Linked DNA regions of Homo sapiens: all the other regions are linked to region 1. A link is a loop called in an ENCODE intact Hi-C map of the cell type or tissue named here. Cell type or tissue: PC-9. All regions are shown on one strand. Links, peaks and the distances in the headings refer to the core of each region. The heading gives the core; the rest is flanking DNA. Region 1 overlaps DAP (death associated protein). Region 2 overlaps CTNND2 (catenin delta 2). Region 3 overlaps CTNND2 (catenin delta 2).

Region 1 (10,894 bases), core at 1,678-9,677:
GCTCATGTTTAGTGGCAATAAGTAATGAATTAGTTTCCTATGTAAAGACAGTCTAGAAATTGCTTTTTGTCTTCTAAAGCATAACACTTCCTTTCTCTCTCTCTCATTTCTTTCAAGACTGGGGAATTTCAGAGTTTCTCAGGGCTTCTTTGAAGAATGCCAGCGGGCCCACCTTGAGTTTCCTCACTCCTTTGTTCTAAGCATTGCGCTGTGCCATGGCGCAGGGTTTCAGGGCATTACTATGAGAAAAGGTTCCCCCAGCACCAAAGAGTGGGAATCCCTGTCCACCTCCACTGCCAGCAGCCTGAACAATTCAAACAGTATAAAGCAGCAAAAATGACTGCTTCCTTTCCTTAATGAAATGTTCCAGAGAAGGTAACTTTTAGGAAGAATGTAGGTTATCATTAAGGGCAAGGGGCAAACTTAAAAAAAAGGGTGCATGTTTAACTACATGGCAATGTGGAACATACTGGGGGGAAGCCCGCCTAGGCTTAGCTCTAAAGCTACATTGTTGGGAGACCTTGGCTGTAGGTGGGCCATCTCTAAAGACGCTAGATCAGGCATTGGACATAGTCCTTTGCAGTATTCAGAAAGGCTCCTGGCACTGCCCTAGGAAGTGCCTGCTCACCGTGCTTTATTACATGGTTAGCTCGTTACAAGACAGATGCGCGGCTGTCCAGCAGGGCCTGAGGACAATTGGTATGATTATTAGTCTGTATAACGATCATCTATGTATTAAAAACTTTACATGTTGCTTGATTTCAGTATGTAACATTTACCCTAAAAACCGTTCCATCTTTGATTCTGAACACGTCCACGCTTTAGAGTCACTCTTTGGAATTTCAATTATGGGGAGGTGCTGGTGACTGCTTAATGCTGATTAGACAGGTGCTTTAAAAATCACTCTATTTATTGTCTATATTTTGAAATGCAATCTTCAGGCTCAAGGGTCATGTTATAAATGGTTTAATTTTTGGGAGGTGGGTGTCCATGGTTCAAAGTACAAAGTATTTTAAATAGGATAAAACTATGGTGGCTCTAAAAAGGAAAATGATCATGTAGGTAGAAAAAAATCCAACAAGACAACTGTCATTGGAATTCCTATTAGAAAGAAGTACACATTAATCCAATACAGACACCAAAAAACTCATCTGGTCTGAGTCTACTTCCATCTCCGGAAGCACAGGTGGCTGACCTTAAATGGGACCAGCTGTCACTAGGATGTTTTTGTGTCGAACCCAGCAACAGAATTAGAGAGATGCCAGAGTTAACTTGCACTGAGGATACTTTCCAGCCAGGTGTCTGGCTGGAAAGTCACAGAGCTACGCATCTAGCAAGAATCAAAGCCTGGCCTGTGAGAACCACGCACAGTGTGGACTCAGGTCAGGGACACTGCATGATGGACAAGGGCTTTCTGAATTCCTGAATTCACCAGGAATTATGTCCTTAGTCCACCTTTCCCACACACAGCAAGGGAGGGAGTTGGTGAGCTGAGAGCACAGCTACTCACCAGCCAGCCAGGCTGATGCAGTAAGTGTCCTCAGTGGTCTCTGGATCTGCAAATTCAACTGCTACCTGACTGGAAATGCTAGCTCTGGGGACCCTCCTAAGGCCCTTCCTCAGATCATACCAAGCACTTGGGCCTTTTCCAGACTTAGCAAAAAAAAAAAAAAAAAAAAAAAAAGAGAGCAAGGTCAAGTAGACAGAAAACTAAACTCACAACCAATTCTGCTTACTTTCCAAAACCAGCTAGTGAGTTGGGATAACTTACGTTCAACCCAACAACCCTACCTTCACCCACGTTTATAGCAAACACCGCCGAGTATTAGAATACAATGGGAGCGCAGCAGGGCAGGCTGTGGTATAGACCAGCATCAAAGGCCCCTAAAGTTTGGGTTTCGAGAAATGCACTGTGAGCCACTAATTAAAGTCTTCACTCACTCCCTGATATTGACTATTCATGATGCCCTGATCTCTAGTGACTGGGTCTCTCCTGGGTAAATTAATATTCAGGGCCCTAAGGTTTATTGTGGTTTATTTATTAGTTGGTTTCATTCATTTATTCACACACATACTATACATATATATGTAGAGTGTCATTCTATCTATCAATCATCCATCTATCTGTCAACAAAAGTTCTCTGAAAAAGGAATTTGGAGGAAAGAGACTTTATTCCAGTGAACAGTTTGCAAACCAGGGAGACACAGCCTCCAATATAAAATGAAGGTATGTTCCAAAGAACAAAGGAAGACTTGGGTTTTAGAGCAAAAGTTCCCACCCAGGTTCCCAATCAGGTCTGTTTATTCAAATTAAAAAAAATGAAATTTGCTTAGTTCTGATTGGCTGATACGGCTGAGTACTGGTTGGTTGGTTCAGGTGAGCTCTAAAAGTCCCAAAGATAAAAAGGTGCAGGTTTGGGGGGGATCTCAGCATACCTGTATGACCCCTAGTCGGCAAATGGCCACTTGGCTCTATTTCAAATCTGGACCCAGTGAGCCACTAAGGATCTATATTGGAAGACTGGCCCTTCCAGGTTCACATTTGTTCACATCTACCTACCTACCTACCTACCTACTTACCTATCTGTCTGTCTGTCTACGGTGTTTATAAGTATCAAGCATGCCTGAAAATAAGGAAGCATTTGCACAATCTCTGGAGCATCTCCTACTTTTTCCTGCCTGTCCAGTTGCTGGAGGGACATAGGAGCTTGTCTCCGCTTCTTATCACTGTCATCTTCTTCCTCCTCTCCACTAACAGGCATTTGGTGTTCACACACTGTATAGGACGCTGGGTTAGGGACTGAGGTGAAGACTGGTCCCAGAGGGCTCCCTAAATAGCAAGAGGCCAACAGGCCACACCTGTGAGGTTTACCAGAAGCTAATGCGAAAGCAGGTCACCATGGGTTTCTGGAAAAGTGGGCTGTCTCTATTTTGATGTGGCCGGTCTCTGTGGCAACCCCATGAAAACTAAGAATGTCCTTATTGACAGGAAGGACTTCCACAAGACTGATCCTCCATCAGGGATGAGAATTCCCCCAGAGCTATTCCTGAGGACATGCAGGGAACCACAGAATCTCTGTGAACTTGGTGAATGAGCCTTTCCAGAGAGGAATGAAAGGGCAGGGGCAGGAAGCAAGGGGAATTCCAGAGTGTGCTGCACTAGGCCCCAGGCCCACGGCTCTCACTCCTTCCTGCTTCTCCCAAAGGTTCCCTGGGGTGTCCCCTGCCTTGAGGGAGCTTCCTTTGCTTTCCATGAGGACAGCCAGATAATATGCTTTACCACCAGCAAATCTCACCAGTGAAGATATCTATGTGCCCTGTTATTCACAAAGTGAGGAGGCAGATGCTGGATGATGGACAGAGCAAGCTGCGACCCTGAGGGCCCCTCTCCGAGCTGAGATGCACCTGGAGGGCACAACCTCGAGCATGAAGAGGGTAACCAGAATGGGGCCCTGGGTGGGCCCCTCCGCGGGCAGGATGTGACATACTTCTAGGGAGCATTAGGGCTCAATGGAAACTTTCCACTAAGACGTCAGAGGGGAATTGATGTGTAGTGTATAATCCTCACTTTGAGGCGCTATGTACACGTAGACATCTACATGAGAGCCTTCCTTCTTCCACATGGCTGGGCAGATAAGTCCACCCACCTGACTTCTGAGGCCCACTGAGAAGTGACAGAAAGTGCAAGAACAACACAGGTGCATTTCAGGAGAACTGCCACCACCATCTCTAAGGACAGCTGCAAGCCACCCTGCAAATGTTAATGAATTAGAATGCAAACTAAGGTTGGGGCCAAAGGAGGAACTGGAGGCTCTTTATTCTCCTTTTCACATCTGCTGGGACCTGTAGGAAGGGGAGTCGTTAGGGATGGGAGAAGGGAAGGAAATTTTCAGCTGAGGCACAGGTTCTGGTGGGGAGTTCTCACTGGCACTGTTGCGCCCCAGGGGCAGCGTGGATGTGTGGGGCATGGTAGTCAGCGTGCATGGATCTGTGCTCACCACCACTGTGCCTGGGCGCTTCCATCAGGTAAATATTCACTGAGCAACCACCCAGTGCCTGCCCAGTGCTGGGTGCTGGAGACCCAGGAGCCACCACCCAGATGGGGCCGGCCTTGCTGCGGCAAGAGGGTGCTGGGCTCTCTGCAGCATTATAGGACTCAAGGCTGACTTGACCTGCTTTGCAAACTAACCCAGGGCCCTTGTTTCTCTGGGTCACGTGCTATAGGTAAGATGGCCCTACTGTTTTACATTCTGTTATCTCAAACCAGAATACATTGGCTGACCAGCACAAGGCAGAATGTGTGAAAACAGAACTTTCCCAGAAAATCTGGGCCATGGGGCCCCTGCTCTGAATAGACGGGTGTGAAATGCCTGTGTCTGTGCTGTTCCATGCATCTGATGAACAAGCTGTCACCTTAGAAACCAGAGGGAAGAAGCCCACAGAGAGGTGAACACCCAGGAGGCAAACCATGGCATCTGGCTGGGGCATCCGGGTACTTGGTCAAGACCTGAAGCAACCATTGGCTATGAGGGCTTATTTCCCAAGGAAACAAAAAACGCAGTGTTTAAAGTGAGATACATGCATAAAGCACCCAGAGAAGTCATCTGCCTCTGTGTTGCTTGTTTAATAAAGGCAGGTGAAGATGGAACAGGAGCACTAACTCACAACACCGATTTAAAAGAAGTCAGCTGTATCATGGAGAACGCAAGTCAAAGAGGAGTTCTTTTCAAGCTCAAGATGCAATCTGCTGCTTTTCCTCAGCATTTGCCTCAATAAGGAACCAATTTGAATATTTTTAAACCCAGCATCTTTATGGTTCAGTAACGGGGCTGAGAGCCCTAAAATGGTTTTCAAGGATGTAAGTACAAACATACTGTGCATTGTAGTTTCCAATAATGATTGCAATGTCAGATGACATTGTATTTGTCTTCTATCAGTTTCTTAAAATAAATAAATAAATAAAAAGGTTGAGGGGGACGGGGGGCGGGGGGGCAGTGGGTGGTGCAACCAATCCCCTGCCATCTCGTCTCTGACCAGTAGAGGGAGAATGAACTTCATTCAGGGCAGCAAATTAGGCCTCAAGTTATCCCTAGGATGATGGTTATGTCCCTGATTCCCTGGGACGGTCTGGGTTCAGGCATTGGTCCTGGTGTTATTACTAGCAGTGCTTTCTTTCACTCTCAAAGCATGTCAGACTAAATATGCTGCATGGTCACTCCAAGCTGAGACACAGAATTCTGGTATGATCCTCAACTTTTCCGGGACACTTAAGTTTCATTTTTCATGGAAGAAATGCTCGGATTGCCTGTGCTTGGTTCCACCTTGATACTTGAGCCAGCTGATAAACAGCAACTTCAAGGCTGGCTCATGTTCTCTTTCCATCACTTTCCTTCCCCTCCAAGGGCAGGACTTATACTTTCCCAGCTGTGTTGCCATAAGAACTTCCCAACATGGCTTTAGGCTTATCACAACACAGCTTTAGGCTTCTGCACGCATGGCTCCCCTTCAAGGTCAAGGACCATGGTGGAATTTGTTGTGTGCCCAGCGCCTGGCACATGGTCTGGTGCGCACACATACTCAACAAATGCTTTGAGCACCAAATGACATCACCGGTCAGCGACCCTCAGCTTAGCACAAGTTTGTGGTCGTGGCCAGGCAGTGAATGAACCAGGGTGCTTAGCTGGAACTGTTTGTTGCTCATTTCTTAGGAATGAGTAACTCTCATGCCCTGCCCGCCTCAAAGGCTTGCAAAAGAGGCAAAAGAGCGATTAGAGATAGTGGATTTATTTTTGTGACCCGACAATCTGGCTGAGCTGGATCTGCTGGCCATGGGTTGATATCTGGAGTCCCCAAGCAAATGGGCCCTTCCTCCAGCTTTTGCCAGACTGACCTGGAAGATTGGCTTTTCTCCCTCTTTAGAGGGAGCTCAGGCTAACAGGTACTTCTTCAGATCTTTTCAAGGCAAACTTGAGAATGGTGATAGAGCCATGAGCTGAAGCTTAAATGATAAGCACAATTAGCTAGAGGCGGTAAGGAAAAGAGGGATGGGGTGTTATCAATGACCACATTCACGAGCCTGAATTAACGAATTCAACAGGAAAAACTCCATCTACCTTCTTTATGGCAACTCCTGGCAGCTGCCAACAACAGCTGGATGGCTTTGCAGGACTCTTGCCTAAACCAGAGAAAGACTAAGCATCAAAGGTAGCTCATCTTGTTAAGAAAGCATGTCTTTTTAATAAAGTGCGATGTCACTCATGACCAAAAAAACCCTTGCAAAAGGGACAGTAACATGCAGACAGATGTGCACCCTTACCCTGAGCATAAACGATCTGGCATGCCTTGCCTCCTCAGCCAGAGTCTCAAATGCCTGAAGAATCTGGGTCTTAAGTTTTCAACTTTCGTCTCCTTACCTAAGGCTACTCCACAATTTCTGGGTTTAGTCATCTGCAAGTGAATGCTGGGAAACAGCCTGTTTCTGTTGATTCCCCTTATCACCAAGCACCTAGGAGCAGGGCTCTGTGAGGAATGACTCACTCTGGGCAGTAGGACACATCTTACAAAGCAGGGGTGCTCCCAAAATAGGGAGCTTACTTGTTGGGACACAGTAAGATGTTTTTCCCTTTAGAAACAATATGAATGATGCTTAGGTTCCTAAACTGTCTCAGAAGACACGTAATCCAAGTGTAGGCTGTGAAATGCTAGTGTGCTGAGTTGGGGCTGAGAGCTGGGCCTGGCTGGCTGTGGGCTTCTACAGAGTAGTTGCAGCCCTGTGCACAGGCAGGGGGGGTGTCACCGACTCGCATGTGGGCAGGTCTTTGCTGCGCATCAGGTGCTTTAAGCTTCGGAACAACTGTGCAGGATTCTATTTTAGTATTCTGGAAGCATCATTGAGGAAGTAGTCCAGTGAAGTTAGCTCTAAAAAAACTCTTTACTCTAACAATTAAAAGAAATATGCCAAAGGATCCATAAGGGATGAATAAATTATTAAACTATTAAGAAGTTGCTATAAATATGCAGTGTTAATTCAATAATTCATAACGGACTGGTACAACAAGATTTTTTAAGGCTCATAAAATACTGCTGGCTTTGGCAGTAGCTAGTGTCCTGGGGCTCATGCCAATTGCTTCTTTACACAGCAGCCTGGGTGTGGGGGGCACAGGGAGCCTTCCCCTGGCTGGCTGCCCAAGGACTCCAGGTAGAGGACAGCGCAGGGCGTGGCTGTGGGGATGTGCCTTCACTGCCTCTCCAGCCTTGCTGGGGGCCAGGCACTGGCTTGTCTCTATGGCTTCACAAAAAATACAGCAGCGGTGAAGAGGGGGAGAATTCACAGCACCATGCTGTGGCAGAAAGCAGCATCCCGAGGGCTGGGCAACCTCTTGCCTGAACCTGGGAACAGGGCGTCCTGCCTGTCAAATACCAGCCAGCCTGGTGACCTTCATCTCCACAGGTGCCTTTGTACCCCAGAGTTTCCTTTATAGTCCCTGATCTCTTTTACCTGGAGCCCTTGGGGCTACATAGGTTTCAGAATTCAGGATTTTTCAAGTTTTATAAAGGCAATATGTTATAAAAATCATATATAGTGAACAGTTCTGGAGGGGCTTGGGCAGCACCCCATATTCAAACCCATTAATTTTTCTACAGCAAAATGTATGGATATTACACTAAGTAGGATTTAGGGACCATAAATATCCTCACATCAGCTCAATTTTTGCCACCATGAGTTTCAGTGTGAAAACATAAAGCCCTCTGCAGTTTTCTGAGTGCTCTGGAATGTGTATTTGCCTTGGAGACATGGGCACTTTCCGCTCACCACTTCCTATGTGTCTCTGTGCTGTCGCCCAGTCTGCTGCCAAGAAAGGGAAATGGATTAGAAACAGGTAAGACGGTAAAACTGTCAGGAGGTAAAAAGATTACTCCTGGATTACATGGAGATGCCATGGTCAGCTCTATACACTTATCTGTATAGAGTAAAATTGGATTCATTCAATTAAGTGAAACCCTTGGCAAAGCAGAATAGAACAAATGTAATCAGGGAATTTTCCCCAAATTGTATCTTGGTCTTTTCTGGGTTAATAGAACTGAGCACCAACACCTGTCTTCTGTTTGTGTGGCCTTTCACTGATTCTAGAGCCCGTTGCCTGTGATCCCTCAGTCTTTCCTGCGCAGTGTACAGGGCCAGGAGCCCACAAGCATCACTGACCTCCTTTTCATACAGGTGAGAAAGCAGCTTAGAGGTAGACAGTCCCTGTGGTCGAGGGAATGGGAGGAAGTGGAGCCAGGACAAGCACGTGGGTCCTCAAACTTTCTGGCTAGCTCTGGTCTTCCTACACCTGTCGGATGCACAACCTCAGAATTGTGGCCCAAAATACATTCTGCCTGGCTCTCATCCTGCAATGCAATTTGAGTAGCCTGTGGTCAACTAAATTCTGGAAACACTACTTCCTGTATCCTCCTCTGAGAGACTGAAATGCCCCTTAGTGTAATGGGGCTCTGAGTCATCTTAAGGAAACCAGATTAACTTCCTTTCACCCATTTCCTGATGCGTTTGAATCAGGAAGCCTTTTGGGCAGAACTTCCATTAGCATCAGCCCACCGCGGCCCACACTACACACGGTCGTGACACATGTATTAAAGGCTGAGTTGCAATTGTGTTCCATATTTTATGTAGAGGTGAAGGTGGTTTACACATTTTGGAAAGAGTTTTACCTCGGAGGCTAAATAGGGGTCACAGTGATCTAGTGGGAGGCCCAGGCTAGGGAATCCATTTCTCCATCCTCCTTTTCTCCACCACTGGGTCACGTGCTGTTTGGTCACTGGAAGGACAAGTCTGTGTGGCAGAAGCCTGGGCTCTCTCCACTGCTGTGTGAGAACAAGGCTGTGCATTTGGCCCCAGCCTTTCAGCTGCCTTGTCATTTGTGATGAAACAGAAGCAGTTCCATGCAGGGCCACATGCCCTCATGGTGTGTACTATCTGGGCGAAACCTGTCAGACAACGGGCATTTTTCATAGAGAAAGGAGAACTCAACTTTGGTCTAAGATGCTCTCTGCCCTCCTGCAGTTTTCCTTTCCTACTCAGTATCATCTTTCATGGGGAGAGAAGCAGATTTAAATGTAAGGTGCAGTCATACCTTTGAGTGCTGATTTTCTTTTGTTATGATTTGATATACCTATGTGTTGAAAAATTCCACAAATTATGAAATCCTTGGTTAGGTGGGTATGCTGGACCAGGTGTGCTTGGTGAGACATTAGTTCCATGAGCCATAAAAAAAGTGACATTCCTTTGGGGATTTACTGCCCCTGAATCATGTGAGAGCCCCAGAAACAAAGCATTTCTCAAATATGCATCATTTTAGGTAGATGAGAAAGAAGCCACAGTCACCTCCGCCCTCTGGACTGCAGAGAGCTTAGCTCACATCGGCATTTGCATCCAACAGCACAACATGGAAAGCAGTACACAACAAGAACAGGCAGAAGTGTCTTCATAAACACATTTTGCCTAAATATTCTGTATTAACCACAGCCATCCACTTACAGGGTGTTAGGATAACTTTTAGTTCTAGGTGCTTGACTATAAAATGATGGCGATACATCAACTACTAATGAACATACTACTAATAATAGCTAGTATTTCTTTCTGACTCTGGGCCCAGAACTATTCTATGTACTGGAGACACATTAACTCATGTAATCTTCACAACAGTCAGCTTAGGTAATATTATTAATAATCACAGTTTACAGATAAGGACACATGCACAGAGAGGTTGAATAACCTGCCTAAGGCTACACAGTGAGTAAGAGGAGAAGCTAGGAACCAAACTCACAAGTGTGACACCGAAGCCTGGGCTCCTAACTGCAGCTGATGCTTTCAAATCCAAACCTCAAATGCATTAATGCCTTATATGGCTTGGGCACAATCTTGAGAATTTATTCAAATGTTACCTGGTTTGTCAGAAAATCGGACAGAGATGGACTTGTTAAGACAAACTCACTTTACTAATCAGTGACGAGGCAGTTGAGAAACATTTTACCTGGAAGAATTTCTTGTCTCTTGTTTATGAGACAAAAATGATGATCGGATTTGATAAAGACACACTTTTACTAACCTAGAAACAGTATCCAAATTTAATACATTAAATTGTACCTAATGAAGAGGCCAACAGATGTGTGCACCTGATCCTATGCTGTAGGTGGGAGCACTGCCCTCGAGAAAAGGGCTCAGCATTCCAGAAAAGCCCAGAAAAACCCGATGCACACGGCATGCTTCAGGTCCATCTTCATGAACAACACGAACATCCTGTGTCCTCCCCTAATTAGGTAACCTGGTCACGCGCTTCCTCCTTTCTTGATCTGAATTCCCACAACTATAAGAGGGAAGGATGGCAGGCTAAGTTCAAAACCCACATGGAGAAGTCAGAGGGGACTGGCCTTAAAAAAAGCCATGGGTCTGTCCCCAAGTCAGTCGGCCAGTTTGCAACGTCTGAGGTGGCTGGGGCTCAATGTCAAATGAATAATGAAAACTCAACTGGGCATTTACATTTAAGCCAAGTGCTATGAAGGGGAAGGCCAAGGTGCTAAAGGAGCACACAGCAGGGGTTTAAACTGGTTTGGAGGGCCAGTGAGATTTCAGCTGATATCTGAAAGGTGTAGCTTAGTCAGCTGAGCAAGTGTTGAGAGGCAGACATGTGGGTGGGTTCGGGAATGGGAGAACTGCCCAAGGGTGCATTCTGCCTTTTCTCAACAGCAGCACAAACTTGAGTAATTTAAAGATTCATATTCAAAACCCCGTAACAATGTGGCCCCAGCACTGAGCTGAGGGCAGGAGAGCTGGTGGTGTGATGCACGGGTGATGTGGTGCATAAACTATGTGGTGCACAGGCAGTGTGATGCATAG
Region 2 (10,894 bases), core at 1,698-9,697, 290 kb after region 1:
CCCACTCAGAGGAAGGGCACAGGCCACCACTCCCTTCACAGCTGCTGAAGGGTCATGGTTCAAGAAATCTTTGGTAGAATGACCATATCACCTAGCAATCCCACTGCTGGGTGTATATTAGAAAGAAAGGAAATCAGTGTATCAAAAGATATCTGCATTCCCATGTTTATTGCAGTGCTGTTGACAATAGCCTAGATGTGGAATCAACCCAAGTGTCCACCAACAGATGAATGGTTAAAGAAAATGTGGTATATGTACACAATAGAGTACTGTTTGGCCATAAAAAGAATGAAATCCTGTCACTTGCAGCAACGTGGTGGAACTGGAGGTGATTTATGTTAAGTGAAACAAGCCAGGCACAGAAAGACAAATATGGTATGTTCTCACGCACATGTGGAATATGCGGAAGCTAAAAAAAATTGATCTATGAAGATGGACAGTAGAATGATGGTTATCAGAGACTGAGAAGTGGAGTTGGGAGAGAGGAATAAGAGGGGATGGTTAATGGGTAGAAAAATACAGTTAGAAGAGAAAAGATCTAGTGTTTCATAGCACCATAGGGCAACCATAATTCACAGTAATTTATTGTATATTTCAGAACAACTAGAATAATGGAATTGGGATGTTCCTAACATAAATAATAAATGTTTAAGGTGATGGTATCTCATTACCCTTATTTGATTGTTATACACTGTATACTTGTATCAAAAAATCACATGGACCCCATAAGTAAGTACAACTATTATGTATTCATAAATTTTTTTTTAAAAAAGCTTTGGAAAATGCTGTCTTGTGTCAGTGGGGTATAAAACACTCTAAAACTAGGAAGGGCTCATTGTTTGCTTCCAGTATTTAGGGGATAATGAAGTAGGATCACTCTACCTATAGGCCACAAGAGAAAGGTCAGTATAACCTCTCAAGGTCTAAGTTCACTCCACCCATGATTTTTTACCTAAGAGTTCACTACAGCTGTGCAATAAAATTCCTCCTGGAGAATTCAGCTTAGAAAGTGAGAGCCGAAAGTCCATTTTTCCATTTTAAAGACCATTCTGTTATCCTCTCTGGTTGAATGCATGTCACTCCTGTCTCTGTATTATGGTGCAAACCACCATCTCTCTCTGGACCATTGCTACCAAATCCTCCTCGAAGGCCCAACTTCCACTCTGCCCAGCCTGATTCCTCCATCCACCCTGTTACCAACAGTTAGAATGCTGTCTTTGTAACACAAGTTGGGTTCTGTCTCTTTCTCTGCTTGTAATGCTCCAATGCCCTTCACCCTGAGACGGCTCTCCACTATGGCCATGAGGCCCTGCAAGGTTTGTTTCCTGCCTAAAATCCTAACACATTTCTCCCTCCTCTCCTCCTGTTAAAGGAGTCCCAGCTTTGCCGACCCTCCTTCCTCAGAGCGGGCCAAACTTGTTTAGCTTCGGTGAGGTTGTCTTTGCTGATCTTTCTCCCTGGAACTCGCTTCCCTCAGACTTCAAATGTCTCCTCCTCCCACGTCAAGTGAAGTAACCCCTTCCGCCTGCACCCCCATCTCATTACCCTGATCAGTTTCTTCTTCCTACTAAACACAGTGCAGTATCATCTTGCTGGGAACTTGTTATACTGTTTACCTTATGTACTGTCTGCCTTCCTCTTCCAGAGCAGAAGGCCCTTGAGAGAGAAACAGTCTGTCCTGCTGCTACCTCCGTATGTATCCTCAGAACCTGGCACAGCACCTGGCCTCAGTGGACACCCATAGAGTAAGTGCCCCATTTGCTGAATGAATAAATGGGTAAACCTTAGATAGATCTGCCTTCAGAGCTATAATTTGCTGATAGAAAATGTCACTTGAGGAATAAGGTGAAATTTTGTTTTTTCTGTTGCTCAGAATTAAATGCATATATTTTTTAGAACGTTTGCACTATTGCAGTCTTGGCCTCCCTCCCTGTTGTGAAATCATAAACAGACACTGAGACGCTCTCACCAGAGGAATCTTAAAAGCACGAGGCACAGTTTGTGGCTTCTGAGCCTAGGATGTTAATACTGGAAGTTCTTTCCCCTCACTCGTTTAAACGAGACCATAGCTGAGACTGAATTACCTTTACAGACACGTGAGGCAGAGGAATTCACAGAGGCTCTGCCCTCATATGACCGAGCTAATAGTGGACTCACAGAAGAATGCCTTTCTATTTTTCTAACAGCCCCCAAATACCCAATTCCCAACTGAATCAACACATTGAAGACTAGAACGACTTTCAAAGGCATAAGAGGCCGGGTGTGGTGGCTCATGCCTGTAATCCCAGCAGTTTGAGAGGATGAGGCGGGAAGATCACTTGATGTCAGGAGTTCAAGACCAGCCTGGCCAACATGGTTAAACCCTGTCTCTACTAAAAATATAAAAATTAGCCGGGCATGGTGGCAGGTGCCTGTAATCCCAGCTACTCGAAACGCTGAGGCAGGAGAATTGCTTGAACCCGGGAGGTGGAGGTTACAGTGAGCTGAGATTGCGCCACTGCACTCCAGCCTGGGCGACACAGTGAAACTCCGTCTCAAAAATAAATAAATAAATAAATAAATAAATAAATAAATACATAAATAAATGGCATAAGAAAGACACTGACAAAAAACAAACAGACCATTGGATGAAAGGGTATGTGGGAAGTTCAGATGGGAAGGGAAAACCTCCAGGTGAATTTAAAACTCAGGCAGTGGAGCTGCTGGGATGCTGCAGCCCTTTCTTGAGGTGAACTGAACACGTGAGGTTCCCAGGCATGCAGGGCTGCAAGAACTCGCTATGGAAGCCGGCATGCCTGAATGAATAGCCAACTGGATTTCTCAGGGCTCTCCAGTGGCAGAGAAACACTTAGGAGAGAAGAATTTTATGAGGCTTCATCCAAGCTAGAAAATGAATCCAGAAAAGGAGGGTGGGGGAAGCCTGGAATAAACACCTAGATGGATCTGAACTTCTAAGAGCTCAGCAGAAGAGATGACAGCTCCATCAAAGAGATGTTTGCACTTCCAGCCCTCATAGGCTGCATTTTGGGGATGAAGCTTCCCTTGTGGTTTTCATATCAGAGGGAATGTTTTCTTGGCAGGGAATGAAACAAGGAAGATGGCAGTTTTTCAGGTTATCTTTCAATGCACTGAACTTTAAATGTTCCGTAGATTTGTTCTTGAACAAGAAAAAGCATTGCTTTTGATGTTGGGGCCACAAGAAATCTGATTTTGCAAGTAAACCCTGGAATGATGGGCATTTGCTAACATCCTGCAAGGTGGGGGTTGTAAACTCAATATCCCCATCAATATGTGAAAGACTGGCTTCCACCTGGCTTGGCTGGGGACTTATTCATACCACTACTGAAAGTGGCAAACCACCACTATCCTCACTTCTGCTATCCCACCATCACCTCCATCACCCTCACTACCACCACCACCACCATCATTGTTGTGATAATAACAATCGGCGTTTACATAGCACCCATTGGCTTTAGAGGAACTTCCCTATATACACATAATATTCAATAAAGATCTCAATGTTCTTTCTGGCTTGCTACATGATTGAGAGTGTACTCCTGAATTGCATTTTTAAGTAAGTTAGAGCAAAGCTGTTTAAGCCTCTAAATAAGTTTGAAGAATTACATACACTGAAATTGTCAAGATCCCTGCCATTTTCTAAGAAGATTAAATATCAGAAACATAGTAAATTTTATGTTTTATTTTATTTTGAGTCCAGGGCACAATTATGTGCCATTGGAACTGTTTTGACATAAACACGCACACCCACACCTGAAGGCCTTTTGAATGATTCTCTTGGGCAAGAGAGTTAAAGAGAAACATGAAACTGAATAATAATGCAGTCGATCTCACAACTGTTCCTTAATCTCAGTGTATCATCCCAGACAGCTGGTGATGTGGCTACCCAGGGCAATGATAACTGCACATTGAAAGGGTCAGTTGAATTTGGTGTCATGACTAGCTCAGCATAATCAGTACAAATGGGATCCTCTGCCGAATGTCTAGACTCCAGGGACTCAGAATTCAGATTCACAGCTTTCTTTGTTCCTGTTCATCTACGCGGCAACATGTAAGGGGAAACAGTGAATGTGAATAGTAACCTAGAGTCCATGTAATGAGTTAGGTTCTCCCGTTCAGGAAACGTCTCAGGAGCAGCGCTGAGGTGTTCCCTTGTAGGGTCTGCACATGGAGGCAGAATGTGCTCCTGGGGGCAGGGATAAGAAACATCCGTTTATTATAGTTTTCTTTACGCAGCTGAGCAGAGTTAACACGGAAAACACTGCCGCTGGGGTAAATGCATTTGCTATTAGAAAAATTTATCTTCGCTGTCCTGGTTTGGAAGGCATTTTAATAAATCATCCAATTTGTCTGCTCTGCTTCCCTGCCAGTCTACACCTAAATACTACTGGAGAACTGCCTCCTGCTCTTCAGATTCCTCTCCTAAGAGGGTCTCAGTGTCTGCACGGCGCCCTTTGCGCCCCAGCTTTATGAATGCTCTAACATGGCCTTGTTCTATTAAAGGCTCTTCCTCATAGCCTATTTTCAGCAGGGACCCATCTCCATGCCCATGTGGTAAAGAGGATGTGGGGTCCCCGTTGAAAGGTCCTCAGGGCTCCGGCAGCTTTGCTTTTAAGGTATAACTCCCTCTACAGCCAGAGCCCACATCCTGCTTCTTGGAGGAGGGCCATCCAGGGAGAGGGTGAGGTATGGAGAGCTTGGAGGGGGCTGTGAGTGCCTCAACAGAAGCATATACAGAGTGTACAAGACGTACAGACTATACAGTGACTTAAGGGTAAGCCCTGTTATCAGATGGGCTGGGCATGGCACAGTGGAGGGGGCAGAGACAGATACCCACTGTACCAATTCTGGCCTCCATAGAGTCTTGGCTGATGAGAAAGGAAGGCAATGGCTGTGACTGAGATCGTGAGGGATGACGAGCGTGAAAGATGAATGCCTCCCCAGGGAATCTGCAGTCATCAGCTCTAAGGAAGCTTCTTTGGGATATGTCACGTAAGAGGTTGTATCATGGCAAGAGGGGAAAATATCTCAACAGCAGTTTCATGCAGTTCCCCTTAAATCCTCCTCCTGCCCTCCTCTTTCCATTCCCCGTCCCTCCCCTCCCCACTCCCCTCTCCTCCCCTCCCCACTCTATTCCCCTCCCCACCTCCCCTCCCCTCCCCTCCCCTTCCACCTTCTTTTCAGTTCCCTCCATTCCTAATGCACAGGGCCTAACTACACTGCCTCCATCGAGTCCCCTCCCCAGTGGGTGATGTCAATGAGGAAGAAATATGTGGGAATATTCTCTCTAATTTGAAAGAATATTATGAGCTGGGCAAACAAGAGGAAAGGACCGATAAAACATGGGTAGAAAACATTTTATCTTAGTTATGCCTCTATTCTTAGTCCCAATTCTTGGAAATCATCATTATCAAGCTCTCAAGTGACTGGACAGCTGCTAAGTCCTGCTCAGCAGCCAAGCGCAGCCAGCCCCGTGAAGCCTGATGTCCCATATCTCTGCCTTGTCGCGGGTCAAGCCACCAAGTTCCAGGAGGGGGCGCGCGAGGGGCGCTCACCTGTCATGGCATCTTTCCTGGAAGTGTGTTCGCCTTTAGCTCCGTGGTAGGTGGCGTTGCTGCCGGTGCACTCGTAGTCTGTTTTCCTTTCTTTGAGGCTGATCATTTCCCGAGGTGAAGCTGGGGCACTTGCTACATAAAGAAATCAAAAGGGGGATTTTCTGCATCTCATCCCACAGCGTGTGTGCCTTCCACACAGTCAGGGTCCTCACTATGCATGGTCCCGCATCTCAATGCCTACGTGAGGACCTGATGGGTTTTCTTTTTAATTTTTATTTTTTGGCAGTTTTGGCTCTTGTCCCTGCCCCATTCCCTCACCTGTGACAACTGATGCTTTATAGTTAGAGGGCATGTGATTTGGAGGCTGGCAACTGGGGACCACATCCTGGGGCCATCTTCCTCAGAGAGAGATCATGGAGGGGACGTGACCTGCCCAAGGTGTGTGGGGCAGTTTAGGAATGAGACTGCTTTTGGTTTCTTCCTTTCTCTTCTCTTTTCCTTCCCTTTCCTTCCCGTGCTCCCTTCCTTAATTAGATGTGTTTCAGAAGATCTATTACTGATATTGACTAATCCTTGATTAAAATAAATGCAGTTTTACTTAAACACTGAGTCACCTAGAAACTGCCTTTAAAAAAGTCAGAGGAAACAGCTCTCTACACAGGATGATTTGTGGGGCAAAAATAACCAAGCCCACAAAGACCTTCTTTGTCTGTGGCTGGGGTGGGCTGGGGAGGGGCATGGAGGCAGCTCTAGTTCCTGCTAGGGCATTCTTGCTCCAGCTTTTTGCATAAACACCCCAATAATCTCTGAGGCCCTCCTTACACCTCAGCCACTCACTGCCTGTCTGGCTGGGAGGCTGAGCCCTGCCGTTCCTCTTACACCCATTTCTAAAGTGCTGGGTTGTAATTGGAGGATCCTCCTGGGAAATTCCAGGAGTCCTTAAAAAACTGGTACTAGAAGAGAGGAAAAGCTGAACTCAGAGGCAAGGAAGTCAGTAAAAGGAGGTTGAATTTTCATGAGTGACTGAATGGATTGGCAGCAACTCAACCTTCCTGCCAGTGCAGAGGGGCACTGGGAGAGGTTGGCAGGAGCCATGCGTCTGGGTGAGGGGGCAGCTGGTCGCGCACCCCACCCTGTGGGCACCTGCAGCTGTGTCCAGCTCCGCAGGAGCTCAGGTGCCGTGTCCTTCTGTCAGGAAGCTCTCCCCAGCTCCCATAGCCCAGGGCAGTGCTTCAGAGCCTTGTTTACCCTCAACACTCACTTGAGAATTTATGGATGCCCAGAGCCCATCCTGGACCTTTTGAGTCTGAATTTTCAGTGACGGGCTTCAGAATCCATATTTACTGAGCATACTTGGTGACTATTAAGGCTAGGAATCCCTAGAGCACTCTGATTTTTAGGATAAATCTCTCTTTCCTTTGCTAGTGTCAAAGCTCCTCCCCAGCCAAACTTCAGTTTACCTTCGAGCTTATCATTCACACCCTCTGTAGGGTCTCTTTGCTCCTTGGGTCTGTGGTCCCCCAAGGCACCTCTCATGTCACTGAGTCATGTGATTCAGTTTGTCACCCTTATATCTTCTATGTACAAATTCCTGTGCTAGCCACTGTGCAAGGCAGACATGCAGATCACGTGGCTCTTCCTGAACTTGTGCAGCTCTCAATCGAGTAAGGAAATGGATGTCCAAATAAAGTAGAATGAGAGGCAGAAGTGCCCAACAGACGTTACAGCCAAGTGCTGGGAAGATAAACATGGGTTGTTGCCACCCTCTCAAACCTATCAAAATAAAATCACGCCTCAATGCTCAGCTCTTGAAGCCATCACGGGTTTTGGATCCTGGATGCCTATTAGAATTCATTACCTGGAATCCTTTAAAAAAAATACTGAGGCTTGAACCCCACCCAATGCCAGCTGGCCAGAAGTCCTGGGTACAAATGCAATGGCAGACAGGGAAGAAAACCATGCAGCTCAGACAGCTGCAGCACCTTCATCACTTGTAGGACAAGCCTGGAGCTGCAATGACTTGATCAAGGACTGAACCTCCCTGATCCACAGTGACCCTGTGTAGGTGGAGAGAATGCCCAGGCTCTGCTGTGAGGGAAGAGAGGTTCCAGGGGAGAGGACAAAGGCTGGGACTTGGGCCATCTCTGTCCCGAATGTGAATCTGGGGAGATGTGAGGGGCAGCCACTGTGTCGTATGAAGATTGGGGTTCTGTTGCTTGGAGAGGGAACCTCTGCAAGAACAACTGAGTCCTTAGCAAGCTCTGTGCCCTGTCACTCAACTGGGCTCTGCATCCAGTTCCTGTCTGCTCGCTGGTTCCTCGCTAACCTCTTCCACCTGCTGCCCCCTTCTCTTTGGTTCACCATCTTTCTCTTCCAGGAAAGTCTCTCTTCCTGCCTTTGCCCTTTTGCCTCTGGGTCTTCCCTAATAAAGGTTAGCCTTTTATGAGTTACTGCCACATAATCATGAAGGGACAATATTTTAAAACCTGTTGACCACAGCTTTTAAAATTAGAATCCAATATTGCCCAGATGGTGGTGTTTATTAAACCACATCAAGTGTGTAATTATCTCCTGAGACCTCACACACAGCGGTGCTCCAAGTCTCTGGTAAATCAGGATTAAGTTCTGGGAAAAATCAAATCACGCAAACAAGTGTTTATTAGGTGTCTGGATGTGCCTCGCCTAGGAAGTCCTGAGGCAGCGCACTGTCTGCATGGCTGGTTGAACACAGCCCTGCCTGCTCGCGAGAAAAGGCTGCTTCTCTCTTCCAGCCCTTGCCGATCCATCATGTCGTTTCATTCTCATAACACTGATTGGCTCACTGTAATTCTTAATAATCACTGCTTTCCAAAAGACACCATCCATATGCTTTCCACACTCCATGCGCTTTATCTTTTTAAGCCTGCTGGAATTACAGAAATAAGAGGCCTAAGAGGCCACCTCCATGCTTCTGAGATGGGTGGACGTTTCCACAGGTACAGGGGGTTCCTGATCGTCACCCAGGGTTGGACTAAATGTGATAAGCAATGACAGTACACTAGAAGGATCAGCTTTCACAGAGCTGGGAGCGGGCCATTTATTTCAGTCAGATATTGGCCATTCATTTCTCATCATGTTGACAGTAAAGTCTGGCGTGGAGTTCTGCAACCATCATTCTCGCGGGTAGGGAGACCACTTTGCTGGGCAATGCTCTCTACCAGGTCCTCCCAGGTGTCATTTCAGAGAATAGGATTTCCTCAGCAGGGAGAGGGCAGAGAAGAGTAGGAAGAAAGCTTTCATAAATAAGAGCCTACATAGCTGTCATCTGTGTGGGTGCATATAACTTGTTATCCATCTTTCACTCTCAGAACAAAATCAAAATGCAGAAATCAAAATAAAAGTTTTAAAAACTAAACTGTGAGGAAAACAGCAAATTTATGCCATTTATATTACTAAATGGTGTGTTCACATTTGCCTTTCATCTTTCCTCTGATTTTTGGCATTTCTTAATGTGAATTAAAAAGGGTATAAAAATCAAGTATTTTTACGAATACAAGAAGTTCAAAATTTAAGCAATAGGAATGTGACAAAATTAGAAAAAAATTAAATGGAATGACATGGAAGTTATAGTTGGCTACGATAATAATTTATCAGTGGCATCTGCCGGTTTATCATTAATAATGAAAAGCCAATTAGATGTGGAACAGTTATGAAAGCATCAGTGCTATGTGTCAAATGTATATCACACTGAAGGAAGAAAGCACATTTGGTCTCCTCAACTTTTTATCCCAATTATGACAAAATGCAACTCAAACTATTTTTATTTTATTTATTTATTTATTTATTGAGACGGAGTCTCACTCTGTCACCCAGGCTGGGGTGCAGTGGCGCGATCTCTGCTCACTGAAATCTCGGCCTCCCGGGTTCAAGTGATTCTCCTGCCTCAGCCTCCCGAGTAGCTGGGATTACAGGCGTGTGCCAACAAGCCCGGCTAATTTTTGTATTTTTACTAGAGACGGGGTTTCACCATGTTGCCCAGGATGGTTTCGAACTCCCGAGCTCAGGCAATCCGCCTGCCTCAGCCTCTTAACATGCTGGGATTACAGGCATGAGCCACCTCGCCAGGCCAACTCAAACTATTTTAAGTTGGAAAAATTGTCCACGGAAACCCCGGATTTGCAGACACATGACAGTTTTCTTTATACTCGTTCCTCCTGAATTCAGGTTCATTACGTGCATGTCATGCATAAGAACCTGTTAGAGAAGGAGATTTGCTCTGAGTCTGTGTATACAAAACACAGAGTGGCCACCACAGTACAAAGAACAGATTCATTTCCTACTTCTAGCGAAGGTCTGAATGGAAGGCTCTCCTCTGAGTACGGGTTGGCTCACGGACTGGGAAGGACCGTCTTTGCTCAACGAGAAATAAAGCCTGGCTGGCTAGCCACGGCAGCCTCTTACCTGAGCGGTTGTTGGGAGACACGCGCACAGGGGAGATGGAGGGCGTGCGGGAGGAGGAGTAGGGCCTTTGCCGGTCCCTCTCGATGGTTGAAGACGAGGCTACAAAGTGGTATTGTGACCATCCATCCTGCAAAACACAGCACGCTCCTGTTAGATGGGCAAGACAGAGTGATTTTTCACCTCCGGACATTTTTAAGTTCCAAGTATCTGGATTTGCATAATATTTCTATGGTGTGTCAGAAGAGGTTCTTGAAGTTCTGCGCTCTCATGGAGGTGAACAGAGCCAAATGTGAATGAAGACACACCTCCTTCCCTCCAGAGAGCCTGGCGGGTAGGGCCTGCTTTCCTTCATGAATGTTGAATAAATGGTCCCTTTACAAACCCGCTCTGGTCAGAAGCTTCGACTTCGATGAAAATACGATGCTCAGAATGTTAGGGGACCCGGAAACTGTCTATTTTTTGCCGACCTGGTTCCAGCTCTGCCTGGCTCCCTCTTCCGCTGCCTCAAGATTTTCCACAAGGGTTTACCCCTTTGCTCCCAGGACCTATCTGTTGGCAACCAGAATCCAGGGCAGCGTCCTCCCTTCCCGTTTACCTGCCTGTGTCCTTTCCAGCCCCAAATGCCCACCCTCGCCTGTCTCCAAGCTGGTCTGCTCCAGGAATGATATTTTTCAATATAGAGCATATTCAAAATGCATCCTACCAAGCCTCCGTTAGGCTTCTGACATCTAGTTAATATACAGAAAGCATCTATACTATTTTTCCTTATAAAAACCGCATAAATATATCACAGATTATTTTGTGAATTTACAAAGCATAAAGAAGAAAATAAAAATAGGTGGTAATTCCACCCTCTCCACCTGAGAGAACTCCTGTTAACC
Region 3 (10,894 bases), core at 1,519-9,518, 550 kb after region 1:
ATGCCTGATTTGCATCAAATTTGATTATTTCCTTACAAGTAGCCCTGACAACAGGAGAGAAATGAACAAAGGCGAAAAGGGGCTATTCTTGTTCGTTCAGTGAAAGGACAGAATCCCCACTGGGAATTTAGGGGGCAGGGATCTGAGACCTTTTCTACCTGTCCCTATATTTGTGATAAAGACTCTGGTTAGGACACTGGGAAAGACTGAAGAGTGGCCCCCAACGTTATCCAGGTCCTAGTCCCTAGAATCTGCTAATGCTGCCTTCTATGGCCAAATGGACTTTGCAGATGTGATTCAGTATCCTGAGATGGGAGATGATCCTCGGTTAGCCAGTGGGCCCTAAATGCCATCATAAGTGTCCTAAGAAGAGGGACGCAGAGGGAGACTGGACGCAGAAGAGGGCAATGTAACACTGACGCACGAGGCCATGCTGCTGTGCTGAGCATGGAGGAGGGGTCCACGAGCCAAGGGGTGCAAGGAATGCAGCTCTACAAGCTGGAAAAGGCCAGGACAGTTTCCCCTAGAACCTCTAAAGGGAGCCTGGCAGTACAGACACCTTGACTGCAACACAATGAATTTCTGTTGGATTTCTGGCCTCCAAAACTGTACGAGAATAAATGTGTGTTGTTTTAAGCCACCAGTTTTGTGTTAATCTGTATTAGCAGCAGCAGGAATCTAACACAGAAGCCCATCTGACCCCAGGACACGGCCCTTTTAAGCCTGGAAAGAGACCACCCCATTAGGGCAAGAAGGTGAGAGAGGCCAAGAAGCACCACCTCTGATTCCAATTTGGAGAGTCTTCGATGTGACTTTTGATTATGAGGCCGACTCTTCCATTGATTTACTCTGACTTTCTGACCACCTCTCGTTCATCTAAGAGTTGGAAATGCAATTTCCCTGAGCTTCGGCTTATTTCAGTAGGGCCCAGTAGCTTTCACCTCTTGCCATGTTCCTGCAGGCTGCCTGCCTGCTTTGTCTAAGGATTCAGTCAGGAACCCTCTCACTCCTCCAAACAATGTTTAATGGCCACTGCGTGTTTGTCCAATGGAATACAGTGTTGAATGGAGCAAAGGTTCCTATTCTTGGGGAGCTGACTTTCGATTGGTCACTGGTCATTAAAATTATTAAAAGAGCAGAATGTACTATTTGTCAGATAGTGATACATGTGTAGTGGGTTGAAGAGTGTCTCCCAGAATTCATGTCCTCCTGGAACCTTAGAACGTGACCTTATTTGGAAATAGGATCTTTGCAGATGTAATTGAGGTAAGGATGGAAATGAGATCAGACTGGATTGGGGTGGCCCCTGAGTCAAAAGAGAGTGCCCTCATAAGAGACAAAGGAAGACACAGACACAGAGAGAGGCAATGTGAAGAGGAAGGCAGGGGCTGGAGTGATGCAGCCACAAGCCCAGGGACACCGAGGATTCCGGGCACCACCAGAAGCGAGAAGAGGGGCAGGACTCTCCCTCAGCACCTCTGGAGAGACGCTACACTGCTCACACCATGATTTTGGTCTGGCAGAATCAATTTCTGTTGTTTTGGGCCACCCAGTTGGTGGTGCTTTGCTATGGCCACCACCAGGAAACTCATACAAGTTGGATGGGAAAGTAAAGCCAAGTAGAGACAGGGACACGACAGTCTGTGTGTCTGTAGGTGGGTGGGGGGGTGGGGGGTGGTTATTATAAATACAGAGGCCAGGGGAGACTGCTCCGAGAAGGTGACACCGGAGCTGAGTGGAGGGAACATTCCAGAACAGGAAAACGGAAGTAACAAGCCTCTGAGGCAGGAGTGTGCCTGGCATGTCAGACAAGAGGTAAGAAGGTCACGGGGTGAAGAGAAGTGAGTCCCGGGCCCTACTGGGAGACCAACAGGGGGCCCTGATGTGTCCGACATCGCAGGCCTCTGGCTTCTGCTCCAAGACATAGGGAAGCCACTGGAACGCTGGGATCTGACTCACATTCTTAAAAGATCCCTTTGACGGTGGCTGCCTGGATGTGTGCATCTATTGACTCTCATAAACTGCAGGCCTAAAATCTTGCATTTCTTGGGTATCAATTACACCTGGATGATGCTGAGTTCTGGAAAAGGCCCCCGCTGGATGCTAGGTTAAGAACAGATTCTGAGGGGTGGGGCAGGAGCTGAGAGCAGTTGGGGGCAGATGGTGGCTCAGCCCCAGCAGGGACAGAGGGTGTTGAGAAGCACGGGCAGTCTGGATGCCCTTTGAAGGTAGAGCCTGCAGGAATTCCTGGAGGGGTGCATTTGAGTGTGAGAAAAGAAAGAGGCCCTCTGTGAGACCCTATGCAAAGCCTACTCCACGCCTCCCACCCATATCACTGGGGGCCTGGGCCCACTACGCAGGTTAGTCAAGGAAGGCCACCTTGTGGGGACTGTGGGGACTGGGATCTCTTGTTTCACAATTAGAAGGAACAATTTCAACTAGCAAGTTTTCTCCTGGCTGGTAAAGTGAAGAGAGAAAACAGTAAAATGATGAGAAAATTGGCTATTTCTGAACTATTATGGACACTAAGTGCCTTACATTAATCTTAGTCAAGCAATGGGCTTCTTCTCTGAATTCAATTTATTAGAAGTTAGGGGTGAGGAATGATGTAAAATGATTAGCCCCAATTTATGCTAATAGTTATCAAATTTAATTACATGTAGCTTAAATATTAACAAATTTCTGCTTCTATATAGAATATTTAGGTCCTTTAGAAGACATAAATATTCTCAAAGACCATTAGATTACAATGGATATCATCAATTATGTCATAATACCTATGCAATATCCAATTAACTTTAAAACAGCATTTATTCATTCATTAATGCAACTAGACTTTTTCAATAAAAATATGCTACAAAATGGAAAAAATAACCTCAAACATGTAAGAATTTAGTTGCCCTGGAAATTCTAACAGGTTCTGTCTGGTGGTAACAGCCCAAGGGAAAAAATACAAATTAGTGTCCATAAACTTTACCTTGTAAAGCATGATGACTTTATAGAAAATGTTTATGTTCACCACTATGTATCTATTTTAAAATTAACAGCCCGTGATGTTTCTTAGAAAATCACCTGGAGCTGTGAACCTGGAGTGTAAATAAGAGGGAAGGGATTTGATGCCCAAAATACTCGGATCAGGAGATTTAAGAACATTTGAGCAGTGTTTTTTACTTTGTTGATATCAGGGTAAGATCAGAATTTTGCCTCAGGATTAGATTAAGAATTTGAGAAAACCACAAAGGCCTTGGTCACCCTCAAAATGTTTTATTATACATACATATATATATATATATGTGCATGTGGGCACATGTGTATGTATATGTGCAGATCTGTGTGTATAATATATAGTGTGTAGATATTATATATGTATAATACATATAGTATGTGTGTGTTTGTACTTATGCACACATATAATGCATATATACACATATAATATACATGTTACAGGAAACTTGATACATAGACTTAAAATACATTGTGTATAAACCATAGACTAGAGCACACTTTCTTATAAATTAGGTAACCATACCACTTGACAATTGTCCCTGAGAAAAATATAAATGGTGCACTTGATGAATCTCTTTATGAAAACTTAACTTCTGATAGAAGCCACAATGATACAGGTAGATGCATTCTAATAACAAGAACACCATCTCTTGAGATTCCACACTAAGCTCTGTGTTTCTGGAAGTGAGAACGTGTCCTGAAGTACCTGTCACAGTGTCTTTACAATGTGAACCATGAACACATACTTTGGGGCTGACGGTTTACCGGAGTCTAGTCTTGGCTAGAACATGATTTAACAATATCCATTTTTGGTTTTCATCATCATCACCTTATCTTAGTTCTTCGAAGAATGCCAACTTAATTTATCTCAGATAATATTGAGCAGAGATACTTCCTCTAAAGAAAATCTTAATAGAATCTAACAAAATGTGGTCTAATTTGGCCTAACATTTGGTCGCTGTGCTCTCCAAAGCTGTCAGCCTCTAGTACCAAACACTGGTTCCTGCCCTCAGATTGTAGTGGGCAACACAGTGGGAGCAGAATTATCTACCAGAAAAAGCCTGTTATCTAAGAAGGAAGAGCGTACTCCTTGTTCTTGTTTTATGGGTTCATTTCCTGATAGGCCATGTGGTGTGGCATTCAGGAAGAGTGTACTTCAGAAACAAGCTGCTAGCAATGTCACTGCCATCCAACCGAGGGCATCAGGATCACACCTGTGTTTGAACCAAGTTGGGCTTATTGCTCGTAATAAGAAAGGACTCACACCATGGGAAACCATGGGACATATCAGTAAGAGGGCGTTGAATAGACTGACAAAATTTGACTTGTTTTGTGTGTCTTGGGAAGATTCAAAGGAGCAAGGCTTTGTTCTGGATTGGGTGCTACGAGGATGTAGGGGAAATTTCATGGTCAGGGGGCTTGAATAATCTTATCTAGAAGGAGAAAAAACAGAGTAATGTTCAACCTGTGATTGGCCAAGAATGAGCAGTCATTCATATCAGCCAGGCTACTGTGAGTTGTGTGGTCATTTTTGTGGTTTAGGGACCATCATATTTTCTATTCATATTTACCATTCGTATTCATATTTGACACTTCAGTATAATTTTTGAGGAATGACTTCATGGATTACATTAGATTGTTTTAACCTGAAATACATTAGGAATGGGAGGAAAGCTTTTGAGTGTGGTTATTTAGCCGCTAGAATAGTACAAAAACAAACAAAAAAAAAACCAAAAATCTAAAGCCATTTAATTAGATCTACAGTCATTAGTGTCCATGTCAAAAAAAAAAACCAAAACACACTCATCTATGTGTATTGCTTCACTTTGTCCTTAAAGAAATCCTAAAGAACATATGAATATTTGGGCATATTCTTAATATGAGGATATAAAGGGCTGCAGTGTCCAAGTGTCCATTCATAATTATTTCTCATTACTAGACATTAAAAGCAAAGCAATTCCATAGGGATTTTCTTTGATCATATTTCAGAGTACTTTGCTATAAAACTTTTAACTTACCTCCATTTCCAGAGTCTGCATTTCTTTAAATATAAAATGTGGAGAATATTTTCACCCTTCAGTTTGAATAAAATAACCAACAGTGGACCATGGGTGAAAAGGCTGTTGAAAGGCCCAACTATAGGTCATTGTCTTGGATGATTCTGTATCTGTACAACTGAATACATAAGCAAGTTTTGTTTTCAAGTGCAACAATAATAAAAAATAACGTTGATTTCAATATAATGGTACCCAATTACCTTTCATTTCTACCCATTGATAAAGTCTTAGACTAGCCTTTTTCTTACTTCTGTGTCTGCTCAACTCTAAGTAGAATGTGTGTAATTAATTTGAAAATTAATTGAAAGTTTGCGGTGAATTTAAAGGGTGCTCTCTCTCTCTCTCTCTCTCTCTCTCTCTCTCTCTATATATATATATATATATATACATATATTTTTTTTTTTTTTTAGAGACAGGGTCTTGCTCTGTTGCCTAGGTTGGGGTGTGGTGGTGGATCGTAGCTCACTGTAGCCTTGAATTCCTGAGCTCAAGTGATCCTCCTGTCTCAGCCTCCAAAGTAGCTAGTACTACAGGCACGCACCAACACACTCAGCTAGTTTTTAAATTTTTTCTACAGACAGGGTCTCACTAGGTTGCTCAGGCTGGTCTCCAACTCCAAGGCTCAAGTGATCCTTCTGCCTCAGCCTCCCAAAGTGCTGGGATTACAAGCGTGAGCTACCGCACCCAGCCCATAGACCTTTATAATTTAAAATGAGGTAGAGGGGTACACAGGGCAGATGGAAGACGTTTGACTACACCATAAAGACTAAGTGGCAGAGACACATAGTTTTGTTCGTGCAAATAATAAATGCATCTATGATCTTTTTCACTAATTAAGAACGATGGTTTCTTTATTAAGCATTTTAAAAGGTCTATTTCCATAGCAGCAAACTGAAGCCACTAGGAAAAAAAAGAACTTGGGTCTTTAAGAATGTTGGTTTATTATTTAAGTGTTGTACAGATTTATTTTTTATAAATCAAATATTTTTTATTTGTGAGAAGTGACTGAACACAATTATTGGCCGGAGTGTTTCGGCTGCTTGACTTTATAGAACTTGAGTTTCCTGAACTTTATGGGTTCACAAACCTCTTCATGTTTCACAGGGTGCCCCCCAGGCCAAAATAAATGCCTGACAGTTCCATTTAGTAAGTTCTTAGGTCTGAACAGCTTGAATCATCTACATCCTAACATGTCCGTGCTTTGGGGCACTGCACAACTTCTCAAAACTTGGAAGCAGACAATGCCATCTTCACATCCTCTCCTATGCTGATTGTCACTAGCACTTGCTTCATATCACAGAAACCTCTGAAAATCCTGGTATGCAAAGTGATGACATCATTGAAAGGAATGTGGCACAGCTGGATTTTGAAACTGAACTAATGGGAGCTCATGTTTCAACCTGGTTTCAAGATACCGTATTTATCTTGAAAATTTAAAATATCCCTCGGAATCCCTCGAATTTCCTATGTTGCCCTGGGACACCTTGGCATATAGTTTGGAAACAGAGCAAACGAATCGTCCTCACGACAGCTGTGACCTAACCATTAATGAAAAACTTCAGCAAAATGAACAATTATTGGGAGAAGGGCAAATTATGTGTATATGAATAGGAAGTTCGTCTTGTAAAAGTTTATACTCAGAATTTCAGAATTTCAATTAAGTGACACAGTAGCTAAGTAAAATAAATAAAAACTTGTAGTTTGGGAAAATAGACTTACACTCAATTTCTAAAAATTTGCTTATGTAAATGTTTTGAAATGTATCGTTTTATGACTTTGAAAGTCCTAAATCACAGCTTTCCTTAACAATTATTTATATATTTAAAAATACTATAAATTTTGGGGAAAACATCAGCATTTAGAATTGCTTTATCTTTTTTTACATTAGCAAGAGTACAGTAGAATGAGATCTTGCAATGTTCATGACAAAAACACCATTTTAGTGGCAGTAGCATTACTGAAAATGCTTTATTATATTCAGCTTGTTCTTCACTGCATCAAATTGCTCTTAATGTCTTCAAACTTGTACGTGAACTTAAGGGACCTCCTTCACACCCATTTGTTGCCCTTTCCCCAGATCCTTTGTTGGGCTGATATGGACTTAGACTGCAGAATGAGAAATCAATGAGAGACTTGACAGCCAGAGAAAGCAAACAAACTCAGTGATGTGAAAACTGCTGTCAGGTCAGTGTAACAAGCAGCTCTTTCTAGATTTCACTGCACTGCAGTGATCAGAAACTGGGGTGGGGGGGAGATTATACCTTAGTTCTATGTCTATAGACAACTACAGATTCAATAATCAGAGAGATTATCTCCTGTACATAACAATATTCTACAATAAGCACTGGCATAAGTTCATTTCTTACAAGTAGAAGTCAACATAATGTAAGCTCACATTTAAGGAGCATGTTCTGTGTTGCTAAGAACTGCTCTTATGCCTTCCTCACTTAATGTTCATCACATTCCCATCAGGGTGGTGCCATAAATATTCCATTTTATAGATGTAACATTTGCAGTATAGAGAGCTTCAGCCACTTGCTAGGAGTCTCAGAGATGATCAGGTGATGGAGGCAGAATTAACCACAGGCTCTCTTCAGAGCCCACAGTCTTACCCAGGTGGCTCACTCTCTCATCAAACACTTTTTGTTACTATTTTTATAAGCCACTGCAAGTTGGGCACCAAAATGAATGTGTACTCCTCAGTAATTTCATGAGGATAAAGTAAAATTCATCTACTGTAGGACTAACACCATGTTTCTTATGGCTCTTTCAATTATGATTGCCTTCTCCCCTCTAAATCAAGAGTTGTGTAATCTAAAAATAGCAGTATCTCACACAGAGATATTTTATGTTGCTGACTTTTATAAAGCAATGAACTGTTTGCAAATAAATATCTCTGCTATGCTTTCTCCATTTATAATCTCAGGCAACCTCAGTCTGAGGTTATTCCAGGGCCCAGGGTCAGGAGATGGAACAGAGAATAAAAGGTCATACCTGAAGAAAAAAATCATCAGTGCTCTCAACCAGTTCTTACACCTCTCCTTTTCTTTTCTTTCATGATCTGTCTCTAAATTTTACTTGGCTTCTCACTGGGCCCCATTTGTTCAAATTCCTCCCAGATTTGTCATGTCCTGCCTTTCTCTGGCTTTTGTGAGTTACCTGTGATTTATTCAATTAAGGACTATTGATATGGTTTGGCTGTGTCCTCACTCAAATCTTATCTTGAATTGTAGCTCCCATAATTCCCAAGTTTGTGGGATGGATCTGGTGGAAGATAATTGAATCATGGGGCTGTTTCCCCCATACTATTTTCATGCTAGTGAATAAGTCTCACAAGATCTGATGATTTTGTAGCAGTTTTCCCCTTTTGCTTGGCTCTCATTCTCTCTTGCCTGCTGCCATGTAAGACATGCCTTTCACCTTCCACCATGATTGTGAGGCCTCCCCAGCCACATGGAACTGTGAGTCCATTAAACCTCTTTTTCTTTATAAATTACCCAGTCTTGGGTATGTCTTTATCAGCAGTGTGAAAACAGAATAATATAACGATGATGTAAAAATACAATAGACCATCTAGATATCTATGTCCATAAAGAGTTATGCTATTTGTTGATGCAATAAATAAAACCTTCTGGATAAAATATTTTTCCTAATCTGTATTATTCTGCTCACCTTAGTGTTCTCCTGCCTTAAATCTCCCAAAAGGGAGTTGCTAAGCCAATCAAAATCTACTGGTTTGATTTGAAACAGATATTTTCTTTAAATAAGGTCTGATACAAAACACCTATCTTTCTGTACACTCAGTATATTTAATTTTTTATGTTTACTTACTTGGTGTAATCTATTGCCTTGACCCAAAACTATTTGTTATTTTTTATTACAATCCATTATGACTAAAAAAATGCTTTACATCAAACGGGTATTTAGAAAATGATGACCTTCTAGTCATCAAATTTAGTTAGTTGAAACATTGGATTTTTAAAATTTACATAATTTACTGCAATTTTAACACACTCAGTTTAGCAGAGTGATGGGATTTACTAGTTGCTCAATAAACATTAGTAGTCAATCCACTTTTCTTCCCAGAGCCTGATTTTCAGACATCTTAAATGACTTGTGCAAAGTTGGTAAAAGAAGCTCCCATCACTTCAAGTTTCCCTGAATACATACCCTCTGCTCAATGCATAAAGCAAAGCCCACCCTATCCTGGCTGTGGTTCTCAGGAACCACACATCCAGGTAAAGGAAGCTGGATATGATACCTGAATGTGTCTGGGCACAAAAGAATAATTTAATCATAGGTAGAGCAAAGAACATGGTTCCTACCTTGCACAATAGAACTGGGAACTCTCAAATTTTCTGGTGCTCTTTAGGGAATGTTTTTGACTCCATTTGAATAGGTATCAGAGGTGCAGGCTGTGGTCAGAGGCAACATCTCCAAGAAGGCTTTCTTCTACTAGGTCAGAGGAAATGCCCATTTCCTAGGTTCTGAGAACATTCAGATTCACCATACAACAGTGCATGTCAAAATTACAAAGTGGAAGACGGTCTAGAAATGTTTTTTACACTTCAAGAAGTATGAAATGTATAAAATACTTTTCTGAGCTAGGAGAAACAGGTGTCACCCTTACTTTTAGACTTGCAAATTATAATGCAGGGCAGCCTCCCTTCCCAACTAAGAATTATCTGGCCCAAAATCTCAGTAGTGCTGAGGCTGAGAAACCGTGGTGTATACTATATTATGCACATTTTGATAGCCCAGAACATAAACTGTAAGAGGCACTACATTAGGTCAAAACACTGTCAGTTCAGACCAACATCTTTCTCTGAATAGGACCAAGGATTTGGGTTGCTGTTGTAATTTAAAATTTGTCTTTGGAGTCATGCCAGAGCTACAGGTTTAGGGATGCATTTCAAAACATTTTCCCTCCATCTTCTATTATGTTTGTGTCATCTATGAGTTTTTTTCCTAAATATCCCTTGACTTGTTTATGTTTCAAGTCTTTACAACACACGAGACTTTAAATTTACTGCCTATTGTATGATTTAATACTTCCTTGTGGTAAATAGAAGAAGGGAAAAAGGACTGAATTAACAATTCCTGGGGAAAAAAAACTCACTTCATGAAAAATGTCCATGCATCTCAGTTGCAGTGAGGACTTGTCACATCGGCCCATTTCTGCAACAGTTGGGCCTCCAGCTGTCTCTACACATCATTTCTGGAGAGCAGACTTTGCGCTGGTTTTGCACAGAGGCCGACTAGAACTTTCGACAGGCAAGTGTGTGACACAGAAGCATCTTGAAATCCTAGCATTTTTTCCTGTTCATTTAACAGCTAGGGAGGTTTCAAACATCTTTCAAAAAATACTTTCTTAGAACTAAAATCACCATAATATTGTGACATAAAGAAAAATTCAATCTTGTCTCATGCTCTCATTTTCTTTGAAACACAAAATCCATACTTGGCTGCGACCACAAAGGTTACGCATTCTATCTAGTAGGATGCAGATGAAGGAAGGCACAGGCACGGTTATCATGGAGGAACACAAATCTTTATCAGGTCTGTTTCTTCAGTAACTGTTGGGGAAAAAATAGTGGGAATAAAAGTTTGGTTTCTAAGCTCCTCCCAGCATCAATCAGTCACGAGAGCTGGAAACTCACTTTCCATAATACTCCCATTGCTGGAGCCATGGCCCAGGGCCTCATTACGTCTTGCTTTGGAAACTGTGATGGTTTCCTAATGGGCTCTGTTGCTCCAGGCTGTAGCCTCTCCATTTTATCCTGCACAACTCCGTCCCTGTGAGGCTTCTAAAGGCAAACCCCAGCATTTTA

Evidence for each region. Hi-C counts contacts between places; a loop is a spot of excess contacts. Peaks named below come from ENCODE experiments on the same cell type or tissue, not always from the same donor. Only the 100,000 strongest peaks of a DNase experiment are listed, where the experiment ranks them.
Region 2: it touches region 1 in a loop (2.9-fold over the local background); 18 of 110 quality-filtered maps call a loop at or near these places.
Region 3: it touches region 1 in a loop (11-fold over the local background); 5 of 110 quality-filtered maps call a loop at or near these places.

Annotation. Positions count from the first base shown.
Region 1 is chr5:10,696,624-10,707,517 of GRCh38, forward strand. The region is part of intron 2 of DAP (death associated protein); the gene reads right to left. Among named protein-coding and RNA genes, the nearest start is that of DAP-DT, 59 kb to the right of the region's middle. RefSeq lists enhancers at 2,907-3,730, 3,285-3,994, 6,264-6,986. In PC-9, for the core only: CTCF peaks have their summits at 5,051 (motif pointing right) and 5,255; DNase peaks (open chromatin) are centred at 5,718, 6,478, 8,468, 9,268 and 1 weaker place; H3K4me3 peaks cover 1,524 bases; H3K27ac peaks cover 5,437 bases.
Region 2 is chr5:10,982,538-10,993,431 of GRCh38, forward strand. CTNND2 (catenin delta 2) reads right to left here. Exons shown (of 22, transcript NM_001332.4): 19 at 10,014-10,140; 20 at 5,574-5,705. It overlaps LOC105374654 (a long non-coding RNA gene), which reads left to right. Exons shown (of 4, transcript XR_925791.3): 3 at 1,646-1,745; 4 at 4,879-4,986. Among named protein-coding and RNA genes, the nearest start is that of CTD-2154B17.1, 200 kb to the left of the region's middle. RefSeq lists enhancers at 5,060-5,561, 5,770-5,819. In PC-9, for the core only: CTCF peaks have their summits at 5,586 (motif pointing right) and 5,789; no DNase peak of the experiment used is centred there; H3K27me3 peaks cover 3,871 bases.
Region 3 is chr5:11,245,064-11,255,957 of GRCh38, forward strand. All of the region lies in intron 9 of CTNND2 (catenin delta 2), which reads right to left. Among named protein-coding and RNA genes, the nearest start is that of CTD-2154B17.1, 460 kb to the left of the region's middle. In PC-9, for the core only: no CTCF peak of the experiment used is centred there; a DNase peak (open chromatin) is centred at 6,398; H3K4me3 peaks cover 307 bases.